Linked DNA regions of Mus musculus: all the other regions are linked to region 3. Evidence: chromatin loops called from intact Hi-C (ENCODE). Cell type or tissue: left cerebral cortex. All regions are shown on one strand.

Region 1 (5,000 bases), 630 kb before region 3:
TAGCTGCCTCATTAAAATGGAGGTCTGTCTTGAAGCTAAGAGATCTGTGGTCATCCTCCTCCTGTGGAGGGGCTTGGGGCATTGCCCGACATAATTGATGGCCACAGAATTATGGAGAGCTGAGGCTTCTTATCAGGAGCCTGGTGTCTAGGAGTATGGCAAACGTCTTCCCTTCCTTGCCAAGTTATCTGCTGGGTCTCTGGGGTTTAAGCCTAGCTCAACGAGAAAGCAGGCTGCCTTTCACGGTCCTATAATTCCTCTTTTCATGAGCTTTCCTACAGGGAGAAAAGGCAAAAATAAATAATTCAAGTTCATTTTAGTAGACTTTTCCACTAACTTTACTTTTGGAGTTCTGTATATTCATAGAACCAGTGTCTCTGATTCTATGAATATATCTGTTCCTAAGAGACAGAGTATCCCTGAGTCCATGACACACACATGTGCACACACACACACACAAAGGAACACACATGTCAATACACGCTTGCATGCACAACTACACAGATTTATGCACATACAGGCAGATGTGTGCAATTATGTACACAAACCCATGTACACAAGCACATATGTGTGCTCATACAGACACTCCAGGAAAGAGGCATCATATGCTATGATTTGTTTGTTTGTTTGTTTGTTTTGTTTATTGTTTGTTTGTTTTTGGTGTTTTTGAGACAGGGTTTCTCTGTGTAGCCCCGGCTGTCCTGGAAGTCACTCTGAAGACCAGGATGGCCTCGAACTTAGAAATCCGCCTGCCTCTGCCTCCCGAGTGCTGGGATTAAAGGCGTGTGCCACCACTGCCATATGCCATGTTTTGATGGGTATCTATGGCTGGCCCATTGTTTGCTATGTAGCTCAGGTTGGTTGGAACTCATGATGTCCTCTCTCCTCTTCCAAAGAGATGGAATTATAGCATTAAAGTCTGACAGGCTGGGGCAGTTTAGAAGTGCACCAGGTGTTACAGGAGAGGCCTAGTTTAAAGCCCCTTCATAGCTTCTCTCCAGAGGCATCCTCGTCCTTACCACTACTTTGAAAGACCATCTCCTCCAAATCTCATGTTGAAATTTAATTTTCATGTAACATGATTAAAATGTAGACATTTAAGAGATAATTGGACCAGGAGGGCCTGATGCTCATGGATGGGACTGATCTTTATAAAATAGTTGGGGTTTTGTCTTCTCTTCCCATCTCTCATTTATTGCTTTCAGCCATTCAGTGAGGAGTAGCCAGGCCTCTGTTGGAGGGTGACTTGACCTTGGACTCCTCAGCCTCTAGAACTGTGAGCTAACAAATTCCTTTTCATCATAAAGGACCCAGCTGTGGCCAGTTCTTGCAGTCTCCACTTCCATACGCATATTTGGAGGTCTGGATTATACATTAGTTTCTGGGTCTTCAACAAAGTATCTCCAGGAAAGATGCATCATGTTTCATATGCTCAGGTCTGAGACAGTTTTGCCATTTGCGTATTTGGAAGAGAAACAAGGCTCCCTTCTTCTGACTACATAAAAATTTAGAACCTGAACATGGAGGTGGAGAGTCTTTAGCATAGTTAGCTTCTCGACGACAACAACAGGCAGATTCCCAGCGAAATATTTGTTTCTGTGATCTCGGGCTTTTTCATAGGAAGTTTAGTTGAAGAATGAAGGAATCTCACATTCTAATTGATGAGTTTATTTTGAAATCTTGAGTGTGATGGATTATAATGATTACCATCTGTTTATCATTATAGTCACAGATTGTGAACACAACATCATCACATTAGCATAGTTTCCAGATCACATTTTACTTTGTAAAAATCTTTCCTGAGCTGGTTCTGGTGGTGCAGGTCTGTAATCTTGGATGCATGGGAGGCTGAGATCACAAGTTCAAGGCTAGCCTGAGCCATTTAACAAGACCCTGTCTCCAAAGCACACGGGAAAGAAAGAGATTGGGCTAATTTTTAAGAGCTCACCAATACTGTTTTGATTCAATTTTTCTACTTCTGGACAGAAGTTACAAAATCACAGGTTGTATTTATTCCCCTGGTGGATATTTGCTACGTCACAGGACATTCAAATGATGTCACCCTATGATCCTGAGTACTCTACCAACTGTAGGCACAGAAGGAATAAGCTAGTTTCAACTACCCTGAGCAAGAGGATTAAGGTAAATATTTGGCTTGACATTTTCCAACTTCCCAGGCTTTTAGAGTCACAACTCATGTTCCCTTGCAGTTCAAGACTACTGCCACTAGGCGATGCTGCTGTACATAGTTCTGCTGTGCAGAAACAAAATGGAAAGTTGGAAAAGATCAGATGAGATCACTCCCTCCGTGGGTCTTTCCTTGAGGGGCGGGAGAAGGGGTGGAGGGGGCGGTGGTGGTCAATTAGAACTCCAGACTCTGAGCAATCATTCACTGCTGGACTCTGGCTCGGCTAGAGGTCAGGGCAATCAGGAAAAAGACTCTTCACTTAGAGCCGCTGCCTATGCTGGGGAAAGAGCCAAAAATAGACCCGGGGAGAAAAAAAAAAAAAAAAAAGAAGAAGAAGAAGAAGAAGAAAAGAATGGGGACTTAATAGATATCACAGCCGTTTTTTTTTTTATAAATATTGCTGTTTGCTTCCCACTCTTGCCCATGTCACTCCAGGCCATTAGCGCTCTATTTTTGCCTCTGCAGCCCTCTGGGCCTGGCCCCCTCTGCCTCCTAGGCTCTGGGCTCTCGGATCCTCCCCTCATGAGAGCAGCTCTCCTGGGCCCCGCAGGTTTGACATCAAAAGTTATTTTTATACTAGTAGATTGCAGTATCATTACAGCATAGATTTTGTGCCAAAGACTGGCCCAAAATCCGGCAGAGAAGAAAATGATCCCAAAGGCAAACCTATTTAATCTCAAAATGTCTCTTAAACTGCATTATTTACAGTCATAGCAAAAAGTGTTACACGGCCAAGAGAATGAAAGTGTCTTTTGTACATTTTCCTACTGATGACAAGAAGGCTTTCTGATATGTAAATGAGGCAGGCAGGTTTCCACTTGGCTGTGGTTAGTCTTTTAAAGTTCAAGAACAGGGCCTTGGGCTGGTAACATCTCTTAGTAGGTGAAGTGCTCAATGAACAAACATGAAGACGTGGGTTTAAATCTCCAGAACCCATGTAAGACAGGTGTAGTACAGATCTGCATTCTCTGTAGTGTTAAAGCTAGATAGGAGGCAGAGGCAATAGAACCCTGAATAGGAATAGCAACAGTGATGGATGCACACATATTCACATGAGTGATACAGAGAGAGAGAGACAGAAAGACACACACACACATACACACACATACATCTATATGGAGGGGGGTAGAAGATAAAGATCCAGAGTTTTCCTCTGACCTCCATAAGGGAGAAGATGAAGAGCCAGAGTCCTCTGATCTCCATGCTATGGCACATTGTACACCTGCACTGAAATGAAGGTGTGTACACACATGTACAACATATCCAAAGGCACATTAGATGCCCACACTAACACACATACACACATCACTCGCACACACATAAGATGAAAGAGTCATCATCAGTGTAGATCCAGACATTCTACCCTAGTTGAGAGTTCTGACTGTGGGTGTCTTTGGGTTCCCCTGGAATCTAGGGTTGAAAGGGAAATGATGCATGAAACTACACATTCTAGCTGGGGTCCCTAACTAGAACATGGTAAATTGGTACACAAGGAAAGGAAAGGTACTCAAGGACAATGCAAAAATCAGCTTCCAACTAGCGACTGCTTGCTACCAACCATGTTTGTTGAGGGTTGGTGGAAGAAATGAATTTCCTTACAATACCAGGGAATAGAAAGATGAGACTGCAACAGCATGATGTGGTCAGAAACTTGCTGTTTCTCCATCTTTGGCCTGCCAATTGCTGACCATGACATGAAAGTAATTCAAGACTATCAGGTCTTGCACTGTATCTTGCCTGTAATTTTGTACCCCACATCCAGCATTGTCTCATCTTATGTCCCCTAAACAGTAGATTTGATATCAGTTTTCTATATATTTTTTGAGATAGCATCTCCATGTAAAATGTATTTATCTGTATGTATGTCTTTGGTATTGCCATACTTTTAAGAGATGTGCAATCTGGGCACATTTTCTGACCAACCAGCTCTCATTCCATCTTTTTTTGTTTTCAATAATCAGATCATCCTGTAACGAGGAGTGTGATGGGTTGTATATACTTGGCCTAGGGAATGGCAATATTAGGAGGTGTGGCCTTGTTGGAGTAGGTGTGGCTTTGTTGGAATAGGTGTATCACTGTGGGTTGGGCTTTAAGACCCTTGTCCTAGCTGTCTAGAAGCCAGTCTTAGTCTTCTCCTAGCAGCCTTCAGATAAATATGTAGAACTCTTAGCTCCATGCTCTCGCCTTGATGATAATGGACTTAACCTCTGAACCTGTAAGCCAGTGCCAATTAAATGTTGCCTTTATAAGAGTTGCCTTGGTGGTGGTATCTGTTCAAAGAAATAAAGCCTTAAGTAAGACAGGGAGAGAAGACATCTCATAATTATTAATGTATATGGCCAGCAACACAAGACAATCCTGTAGAACAAGATTTTAGCACAAAACTTATGGATCTCCTTACTCCAGTTCAATAAAAACTCATACTACCTTCAATCCCCAGTATTAAGGAAGATAGTGGGCTAAGAAAAACTAAGGGTATATGAAGAAGCCTATGAAAATTTACTAGTTTGTAAGCCAATTTTAAAGTAACTATAAAGGGGGAGTTTGAACAGAGGTGCCTATATGGGTGCCTATAATGCTTGTCAGAAAATATGTGAGTTATTAAATGAAAACCTCAGTGCTGAGCATAGATTACTTCCCTATAAGTCAAGGAAGATCCAGAAGGCTCCAAAATGACACAGAGTCTTGCTATTACTCTTGATAGCCTATAATATAGGTAAGACCCTCTAACTGAAGACATAACTTTGGTTATAGACATACTGAAATCAAGGTAGAATTGGACAGAAACTTTCTACCTGCTAGGTAGTTCTCA
Region 2 (5,000 bases), 64 kb before region 3:
ATGGCTACAAAGGCCATTCTCTGTATGTGAGCCTGTGAGGGAATATTTCATATTTAATAATCATGGTTAAGAACGGTCTACATGAACAAGCCGAGCGTGGTGGCGCACACCTTTAATCCCAACACTCGGGAGGCAAAGGCAGGTGGATTTCTGAGTTCGAGGCCAGCCTGGTCTACAGAGTGAGTTCCAGGACAGCCAGAGCTACACAGAGAAACCCTGTCTCAAAAAAACAAAAAACAAGAAACAAAAACAAAAACAAAAAAAACTCTGAGCTGGAGAGATAGCTCAGTGGATAAGAGCACTGACTGCCCTTCCAAAGGTCCTGAGTTCAAATCCCAGCAACCACATGGTGGCTCACAACCATCCGTAACAAAATCTGATGCCCTCTTCTGGAGTGTCTGAAGACAGCTACTTACATATAATAAAAATACTTACATATAATAAAAAAAAAGAACGGTCTACATGATATATGTGTTTCATGTTCATACAATGACAAATGCAATCTCTCAGCCATGAAGAGCAGACATTTAAGAGGCAGCGTGAATAAGTCTGGAGGACTTTCTATTGGGAACATGGAAAGACAAGCACCTTTTGTTCTCACATTCAATGCTCTTTGCAGAATGTACCTTTGGGATGTCATTAGGATCAGATGGGATCATGGGGTAGAAGCCTTCTTATGATTGATGTCTGTATAGGAAAACAAGGAAAGACTCAGGCTAACATCCTCACTCTGTGTCTTCATGTAATATCCTAAAGCACCTTAGGACTGTAGATTTCTACCAGAAAGCTGGACTGATCTTGAATTCCCAGTCTTCACAACTACTCATTGGATATACCTTTATTTCTGATAGCTTTTTCCCCATCATCACTGTTCCATTATAGCAGCAGAAAATATTCTAAAACATCAAAATAGTATTTCCCAATCCCAGTCTCCCTTAGCTAACAATACTTTTTATAAGAACTTTTCTATCCTACCACTTCTCCATTACTTCCTAAGAGTCTCCAGATCTAAACAGGTCATACTAACAAAGCTGACCTGTTTGTATTGTTGGTAGCTAATTCTATCTACTGAGAAAACATCTGTAAACCCATGCTTCCTCTCTCTTAAAACATTTCAACATTATCAGCTCTCGAACACTTTTCCTTATGTGATACGTCAGTGAATGACTCTGTACATGAAAAAGATACTCTGCCTCATTAGCTACCAGGGAGAGGAAAATAAAAACCACAGTGAGATTTCACTTCACACTTGCAGGAAAGCTACAATCAACAAGGCAGATGCTAACAAATGTCAGTAAAGGGTGGAGAATCAATCAGGGGGCTTCATACACACAAGGGAGCATCAGAAGGTACAAGCTACTTACCTAGAAAACAGCCACAGCTCAGTTTTAAATAAAAACTACCAGAAGACCCAGACATGGAAGAGAGATGCCTTAGTAAGCCCAGAAGGATAAATTTCATGGAAAAAGACATTGACTATCCAAACCATAGAAAGGATGAGGCTTAATCTGTCTAGGAACAGCAAAGTGGCCATGTGAATGTAGACCAGGTAATGAGGGATAGAAAGAGGTTGCAAAGTTCTGGTGTTGTATTGACTTGTGGAAAAGCACTGGAGGATTTAGACAGGACTAATAAAATTCTGGGCTGCTACTAAAGTAAAGGAGAAGCAGGGCCAATTATGGCTCAGCAAGGCATGATGGGCATTTTTCTGGAGGTGCCATGATGGTTTGCAGAAAACAGTATAATTGAGAATTGCAAATCAGGACTGTAATTTTCTGGCAATGAATGTTGCCCTTCAATGCCCAATGTATATTAGAGACAAATAAGGTTGCCTTAGTACAGGGAAAATATTAATATTGGAAACAATTTCTGCAATTCTATCTAGAAATAGAGTCCTAATTGAAAGTTTTTTCATATATTTTAAAAATAACTATTACTACATATCTATATAAGATATTCATATATCAATTGAAAAATGAGCAGAACATACTAACAAACTTTAAGCAGAAGCATGTGTGACCAATAAGCAATAAGCAAGTAACCTTTGTTACTAAGTAGAAATACAAGTTAAAAAACACAGTGAGGTACAAGTTAAATCTGTGTGATAGATAAGAATCTGAAAGCTGAATATTGCCACGTTGCCAGCACTAGCGGTGTGAAGGATAGAAAAGATGCCTATGCCAAATGTCTCCTTAGTATTGCCAGTAGAACACAGCATTAGTGTGGTTATTTTGGAAACTAGTTTAGCATTATCTTACAGCATCAAGAATCCACCTTCTCTATTGCTGGTCACTTCTATTTTTGACTTGTAGACAAAAGAAACTCATACACTCCTTTGATGAGTGCCAAGAGTATCAACGACATCAGCTCTAGTAATAAAATCTAGAAGCAACATAACCACTTATCAAGAAGGAATGCTTAAACTGTAGCCTATGCAGAACAGAATACTGGGAAATATGCACTTGGGACCCAGGGAGATGCTAAACTTCCTGGGTAGGATGAGGTCTGATGCTGGCACAGAGATGACCGTGAGCTGGATGAAAATATCCGACATGCCCTAAGTTTTAGTGCCAGGTGGTAGACTTACAAGTATTCATTTAAAACAAATAAATAAATAACACAGATCATGAACTGAAGAGGGAAGAAATTTCTGGCAACTAGTTTAACAAACTTTTCCTTTTGTTTCCCCCAAATGCTTTCGCCCCTGACAAATAATTTGCATGCGCTGTGTGTGTGTGTGTCTTCACCTCTTGCAAGGAGCTCAGTCTTGCAGTCCAGCAATACACCTGTGGCAGGTGCTCTGCCAAGGCTCTAGGGAAGTGTTGAGATCATGAAAGGTTTTGGTTCTGTGCTCTCTTTAAACTAGATCTTTTCATTAATGATAGCTATCAACCATCATCAATGTGCCTAAGACTTTGCTGAGTCCCCAACACTGGTCCATTTCAGGCCAAAGCTTAAATTTGCTTTCTCGGGCAGAACTCCTTCCCTTTCTCGCCTGTGTCTAAACTTGGGTAGTCTATCTCCAGAGCACTATTTCTGGGCCTCCACGTGTCTCCTCCTGGACCGTCTGGCTGACCCACTTTCCCAGTGGAGCAACATTGTCCTCTATCTGATGCTCAGGCAGTGAACAGAAGGCCGAGGAAATGAGAAGCTGTGTCCCCACTGAGGACAGCTAAGCTCCTGGCATGGGGCACACAGCAAGATCACAGAGGCCCTGCAGAATTCTCCAGAAAGCCAGTTCTGATCAATGACAGAGCAGCATGGTCCCAGAAAAAACATTCCTAGGATATTTTTTAGCACAAATAAACAGTAATATGGAAATGAGAGAAGACCACAGATTTAATCTAATGTACACAGCAATATATGCTACAATGGTTACAGTATCTGAAAACTGGATAAAAATAGTAAAATAGTAAGGATTTACATATTTGACAATAGCACTTTATTGATTCTCTCAAGGGAGAAAAACTAGGAAAGAAGTTTTTGCATGTATTCTCTCCCTTTAGGACACAAGTACTGCTCTGTCTTCTGCTAACAAGGACTTAAGATGTGAACGCAGAAAGGGCCACTTCCCACTGTCACTACTTTAACTGTTCCTAGAAGCAGATAGATGCTCCCAGAGATGCAGATTTCAGTGCTCCCTTGGAAGTGAAAGTTGCCTGGTATCAGATCTCTTTCTGATATCAAGAGAAACCCTCCCAGCAGGGCTTGTCTTTAAAATATCCAGGAACTGTGGGGCTGGAGGTGTGCCTCAGTGTGCAGGCCAGGCCCCAGGTTTGATCCTCAGTGCTTCAAAGTAAGAAGAAAGAAACGGTGCACACCAGCAGTTGTCCTGAGAAAGAAGGAAGCATACTCATGTGCTCAGGCTAGAAAGCCATCCATGAGAATAGCAGCATTCCAGATCATCGCGTAACATGGAGCTTCTGCTACCTTGATTATTAACAGAGTAAAAACTTAAAAGTGTGAAGCAGACAATCCCTTAAATATCGGGAGATAGAATTCAGACAGCAGTTCTGTGATTGCCAATAAGTTTGTCTCTGAAATTAAGCTGGAAGTCAAAGAAATAGTAATTCTTGGGAGAAGAAAAAAAACAAAGATTTGGACAATAGAAATATTGATAGACATGCTAAGTGAAGGGGGATCTCATGGGGTCCAAGCTCTAGACAGGCTACAGGCAATTAATGGCTGCTGGGAAAGAAAAAATGAGCAACCCCTCCTAGGAATAAGTCCCCGGACTGGTTATCCATACAAAGGGGTCACTCTTCTACCACATACACACACATAAACAACAAATATGCTTGTATTTCCATATTTGTGACTATATATGTATGTGTGTGTGATAATAAAAGAGGCTACTGTGTGCTGCAAATATATGTTAATTTTAAAATGTATATGTTTTTTAGAACCAGGAAATGCTTAATGGCATTGCCTGGTGATTTCTGAATTACTAAATGTCACTGTGGAGTTCCCCACAGATTATGATAAAGTTTTTCTGTCCAGTCTGTTGGTCTTTTATTACAGTGTCTTGGGAGGAAGTTGGGCTTTCTAGTCTTTAAATCTACTCCCTCCTGTGCAACGGTGGCTTTGGAACCATAGTCAGGCAGATCACTTGGCCAGAGCAGTATAAAGGAAGAGTTTGTGTATTAGAAAGGGACTGCAATCCGGGTGGAAAGTGAATAAGTGAATTAATTAATGGAGAGAAAGTGAAGAAGACATATCTTAAAATAGAAATAAATAAAATTATGAATAAAAATGGACATGTCAGCCTGTGTGTAGTATACACACTGACAACTACACCCACCTGAATAGTACACCTACTAAGTACTACACCTACTGAATGCCTCATTTAGAATTTTTATACATTCTTTATAAACTCTTCATATGAGCAACTGAAATAAAACTGTGGGTCATGGTTTCTTTTTCTCCTCAGAAAAAGACCTCCCATGCTCTTGGTAAGCAACTCTCCTAAAACCCAAAGGAAGAACAAGGAACTAGTATAA
Region 3 (5,000 bases):
CACAATTAGGAGAGCAGAGATGGAGGGGAGTGAGCGAGGAGTTGAAATTCAGCAACAGCAAGAAGCTACGGCCTTTCATTCACTACAGGCTACTGCCAGGGTGGCAGTTCAGACCAATGAAAAGAGGCAGAGTGCTTGAGCGTAGGACCGCTCAGTCAGTCTGGGACAAACGTGGGGCTGCTCCTGCCTCACTCTAGTTCTGAGCTCAGCTTAGTGTGGAGCTTGTGTCCCGTGTCCTCACCCGCCCCAGTTCTCTCCTCTCTGGGCTGTTCCTCGTGTTTACCTGCTGCCCTGCTGATAGGAGAGCATATGCGCTAATAGATGAGAGAATCAAGAAGTTACCAACTAGGGATCTACCCTCCTGCTCTGAAACTATGTTCCACCGAGGGCCAGGCCTGTGATCCTCCCCCACCCCCGCCCCGCACACAGCCTCCCACAAGGCATTCTTGTAACTGACTGAGAGTCAAGAAAAACTCTGCCACAGGAAAAAGTTTCTAAACACACAACAATGTCAAATTAAGTGTCTCTGAAAGTGCTCACCCACGCTACATCCTGGGATTTGACTGCATCCAGCCCCGGTTCTGAGTACAATTGTTCATCTTACACATAGCGGCATTCGGTGCAGCACCGGCAATGCAGCTCAAACACCCGGGCTCTGATTCCAGACCTTGCTTGTTATAAACTGGGGATTTTATTGTACATAAAAGGTTTTGTGCTCTTATAGAAATACATGGTTTCATTAGAGGAGAGAAAGCAAAGACTTAGTATTTTCTCCCATAGTTCCCCTGCATGGAAGTATCAAATGGGTTTCCCTGTGGTTTGGATTCTACTAGAAAGCTTGATTTTTAAAACTATTGTTTGAATTGCTGGTTTCAGTTTCTTCCTTCCTTCCTTCCTTCCTTCCTTCCTTCCTTCCTTCCTTCCTCCCTTCCTTCCTTCCTTCCCTCCTTCCTTCCTTTGTCTTAGGGTTAGGGCAGAATTTCCAACAACTTCGAAAATGACCTGAAACACCTGCTGCTACTCTGTACTGCAGACTTATTCACAGTGGTGTTCTCAGCTGCTGATTTTAAAGCCTTAAACCATGATAAGCTGTGTGTTCAGCAGTACCTAATAGTCGCCAACTTAAATTTAAAAATAGTGCAAAAATAAACAAGCACAGACATCTCATTAATATGTAAATTTGTTTAATTATTAATCAATGTTAGAATTATATGTACAGCAAATAATTGCTTTAAAATGCATTTCCTTATGATGATGCTTTTAATCAGTAAATGCTTTGCTTCTAATATGTATTTTGTATAACTATATGCCTGAGGTCACATAAGACTTTTTTTTTTAGGTGATAAGGAGTTAACTGGGAAAAGTGTAAGATGCCTCAGTATAGTGTAGTGTAGTGTAGTGTAGTAGACTGAAACAGGAGAACCACAGTTCAGGGTCTGCTGGGTCACAAAGAGAGTTCAAACTAAGCAGCCTTGTCTCAAAACATAGAAAATTTTGAAAAATTAAATATAGAAGAAAAAAGAGTGGGAGGTATCTAGAAGGCAGCATGCTTATCTAGCCTGCCTGAGCCCCTGGGTTCAATCCCTAGAACAGCCAATAAACACATACACACGCGTACACACAGAGACAACTACAACCACATGGGATCCCAAGAGAGCTGACCATCCTCCACACACCTGTTCCACACTCAAGGCTGACAGGAAGGAACTGTGAGGTGAGCTTCTGGGAATGGGGAAACTGAGGTAGTTCTCAGAGCTCTTAACTTGCTGAGTCTCTGACCGATTCGAGCCTTGTGATCCGGAGCATAGAACATGGTGATGCTCAGGCCCTGAGAGCACTGCAGCCTGGGAACCGATGTCCAGGCGCCCCCTAGTGGTCTAGGTTCCTGCTGTGCCGGCCACCACCTGCCTTCCAGGCCCAGAAGCATGAGACTGGAGCTGTGCCCACCTCAGTGAAGTGGCCTGTGGACATGTGGGACACCTGCTGTCCTTGCAGCCGACCTGGCTTCCTGTGGAGCTCATTAGGCAGAGGCAGAAGTGCATGCCAGGCTTGCTTTCATAGTTAATTCTACCTCACGGCAAAGCTGACCCTTGTTCAGTTTTTGTCTGGGTAGCAGGAGCTACCTACCTCTCCGTGAGGTAGCTTTTGGGGAACAAACTGGAATATTTGTGGAATTGGCATGAGGTCCTCTTTCTCTGTGTTCTGTCCCACATGTGAAATGAAGGGACTAGAAGCAACCGCAAAGTTAACTCAAACCTTTTAACACTCATCTAGCACAATTCTATAGATTGGCCCCAAGGCTCTTGGTTCAGACCCGCATTCATGCTGAGTCAGAACTAGGCAACACTATCATGTGAAGGGCATGGACAGATGACAAACTGCAAGACTCACATCTCAGTTCATCACTTCTAAACTGTAATGTCAAAGGGGGGAAACAAAAACACCTAACCTCTCTCTCTGACTATTTATCCATAAAAGGAATGATAGCAATCGCTGCCTTCTGGGGTCCCAAGGAGGAGTAAATGAATTCAGTATGTAAAGCCCTTGGAATAGACACTTCCATGAGCACCATGCCATTTGTATTAGTTAATGTGAGCCCTGCTATGTAACAGGAATATCAGTTATCGTTATTATGTATTGTATTGTCCATTACTGTATGCATTGCCTTATCATGTCTATAAGCCTATTATTAAATTCATTCTGCAGATGCAGGAACTAAGAAAGAATGATGGCAAGCATCTCACAGAAGTCACCTTGTAAATGGCCAAATTGGAGTCCAGGATTAGGGCCCTGTCTGTGCAATCACTCCATGGTAAATCTACATTCTATAAAAGAATGTGTAAAGGAACTGTTAGCTACCCTTTCACAGGACTGTGAGAAGGGGATTGAGCAGTACAATAGGCGACCCAACAGGAAGGGCTTGAGCCAGGCCGTAACACATAGACAGCCAAAAGAGCATGTGACTGAAGCCTAAGAGAACATGGACACGTGTGAGGTGGCTAGGCATGTCTTAGTGCCATAGTTTTCAGGTTTAGATCTGAATGTCCTTCACAGTTAAATCAAGGATGCTAAAAACAATAGCCCCTAAGAATTAAAATTTCCTAGGGAAATTTTAATGCTGAAAGAGGAAAAGGCTGAAGCCTGGCCCTGCAGGAGAAGACATCAGAGTTCTGATGGTACTTCTGGGCTCTTTTTCCATCCGTTCCATAAGATAGTTATATCATGACAGAGGGTGGAGATTAACGAGGAGTAATTCTTTCCCGAGACAAACTGTAAACAAATGTGTTTTGTTTACCAGTTTCTGATTCAAAATTTCTTTGAAAATACAGGGGAACTAAGATGGTGGGATAGTGGAACCAAATGCTCTGGGGCCTTGGTCCCCAGCTTGGTGATTGGATTCTGACAGCTTGGACCTGCCTGCAGATGAATCTTTTGTTGGATTCATAACATGATGGTTAAAAAGAGGCCCGGGAATGTCAACTAGATCAAGCCACATTGAAAGGAATCACTGGGGTGTGCATTAGAGCTGTATTTTGCTCTGGCCTCTTGTTCTCCTCTTCCTCTATCTGCTTCTTGTGAGCTTCTTTGCCACGCCACTCCCACCATGATGGACTGGAGTCTTGCAGACCATTAGCAAGATTTATTTCCTCTATTACCTTCTTTTGGCCAGCTTTTTGTTTACCTGGTGAAAGTTGATTGCTTCAAGTGAGGAGCAAACAAGAAAGTGGAAGGGACAGTAAGTCTGAATAGACTTGTACCCACACCAAGTTGCCACGTCCTGATGCCATGCCAGATGCCCTACTGAGCTATTGGGCCATGGCAGCAAAGAACCATCACAGGAGGGTGGAAGCTTGCACAAGAGAACTTGCCTCCTTCCACAGGAGAAACCGATATATGCTGATGTGGAAATAGTCTGGAATTCCCCCGAGGTATAGGGTGTAGTCCAGAGGATGGGTTGAGCATACACGAGGCCATGAGCTCAATCCTCAGCTCTGGGATAAGGAAAGAAAATACTCAAGAGAAAGCCCACTCGCTTGCCTTGAGATTTGGAAGTCGGGTGACAGGAATCTCTGCTCCACCATGATTCCTTACATGGCTTCATGTGTGTTGCAAAGTGATTAGGAATGAAAAGAGAAACCAAATAGACATCCAGATCCAGTTCTCAGCTCCCCTGTTCCCTTCCATGCACAGCTATGGCATGCAATTCCATCTCTGATCTTCCCTTGATTCTGGAGACGCCCTGCTTTCTGTAATATTTTGTGAAACACTGTTGTTACTGCCACAGTTCAGATATGGGGTGGGTGGATCTGCAAAGTTGCATATGCTGAAGTCTTGGTTCCCCAGCATGCAGCTATATAGGAATGGAGCTTTTCAGAGATGGGACCTGATAGAAAGCAAGCTTGGGGTGTTGGGGCCCTGTCCCCAGGATTAATAAGTTGCTAGGAAAGTGCATCACATGATCAGCAAGCCTGCTCCCTCTTGCTTCCTTGCCTGGTTGTGTGGCTGCTTCCTTTCACACTTGTCACAGTAAAGCCTTCTGCCACTGTGCTATGAGGTGCCAGAAGGCTCTTTCTTACCAGAGGACAGGCTAGTGATACTGCCTGATCTAAGGCATTTAAGCCCTCAGCTGCTGCTCCATCATCATGCCTGCCTGCCTCCATGATTCCTCGCATGGCTGTAACTGTGAGCTGAAAATTCGGGGTTTTTATAAGTTGCTGTAGTCATAGCATTTCATCACAGCAACAGAAAAGTAACTAGCATAGCTTGTAAGCTGAATATGCAAGGGAAGCAACAGTACAAACACCACTTACATCTTTCCACAAAATGAAGATACATAATAAGATATGCATAAATTTTAAAAGAACCATACTACAGCATGAAATGCCAGAGAAAGGTCAAACCATTCCTTGACCTGATTCCCATACTCTGAATGTGATCGATACCAATCAGTAATTTATTAAAAATCATGGCAGAAAATAACCTAGTATAAATTGATGGAC

The links. Peaks named below come from ENCODE experiments on the same cell type or tissue, not always from the same donor. Only the 100,000 strongest peaks of a DNase experiment are listed, where the experiment ranks them.
Region 1: it touches region 3 in a loop (10-fold over the local background); 35 of 42 quality-filtered maps call a loop at or near these places.
Region 2: it touches region 3 in a loop (2.3-fold over the local background); 2 of 42 quality-filtered maps call a loop at or near these places.

What each region holds. Positions count from the first base shown.
Region 1 is chr2:21,907,010-21,912,009 of GRCm38, reverse strand. All of the region lies in intron 4 of Gm39767 (a long non-coding RNA gene), which reads left to right. Among named protein-coding and RNA genes, the nearest start is that of Gm39767, 55 kb to the left of the region's middle. In left cerebral cortex, a CTCF peak has its summit at 2,224; DNase peaks (open chromatin) are centred at 2,242 and 2,728; H3K4me3 peaks cover 351 bases; H3K27ac peaks cover 722 bases.
Region 2 is chr2:21,342,093-21,347,092 of GRCm38, reverse strand. No RefSeq gene overlaps it. Among named protein-coding and RNA genes, the nearest start is that of Gpr158, 23 kb to the left of the region's middle. In left cerebral cortex, no CTCF peak of the experiment used is centred here; DNase peaks (open chromatin) are centred at 2,501 and 3,065.
Region 3 is chr2:21,277,862-21,282,861 of GRCm38, reverse strand. No RefSeq gene overlaps it. Among named protein-coding and RNA genes, the nearest start is that of Gm52501, 52 kb to the right of the region's middle. In left cerebral cortex, a CTCF peak has its summit at 1,875 (motif pointing left); a DNase peak (open chromatin) is centred at 1,867; H3K4me3 peaks cover 256 bases.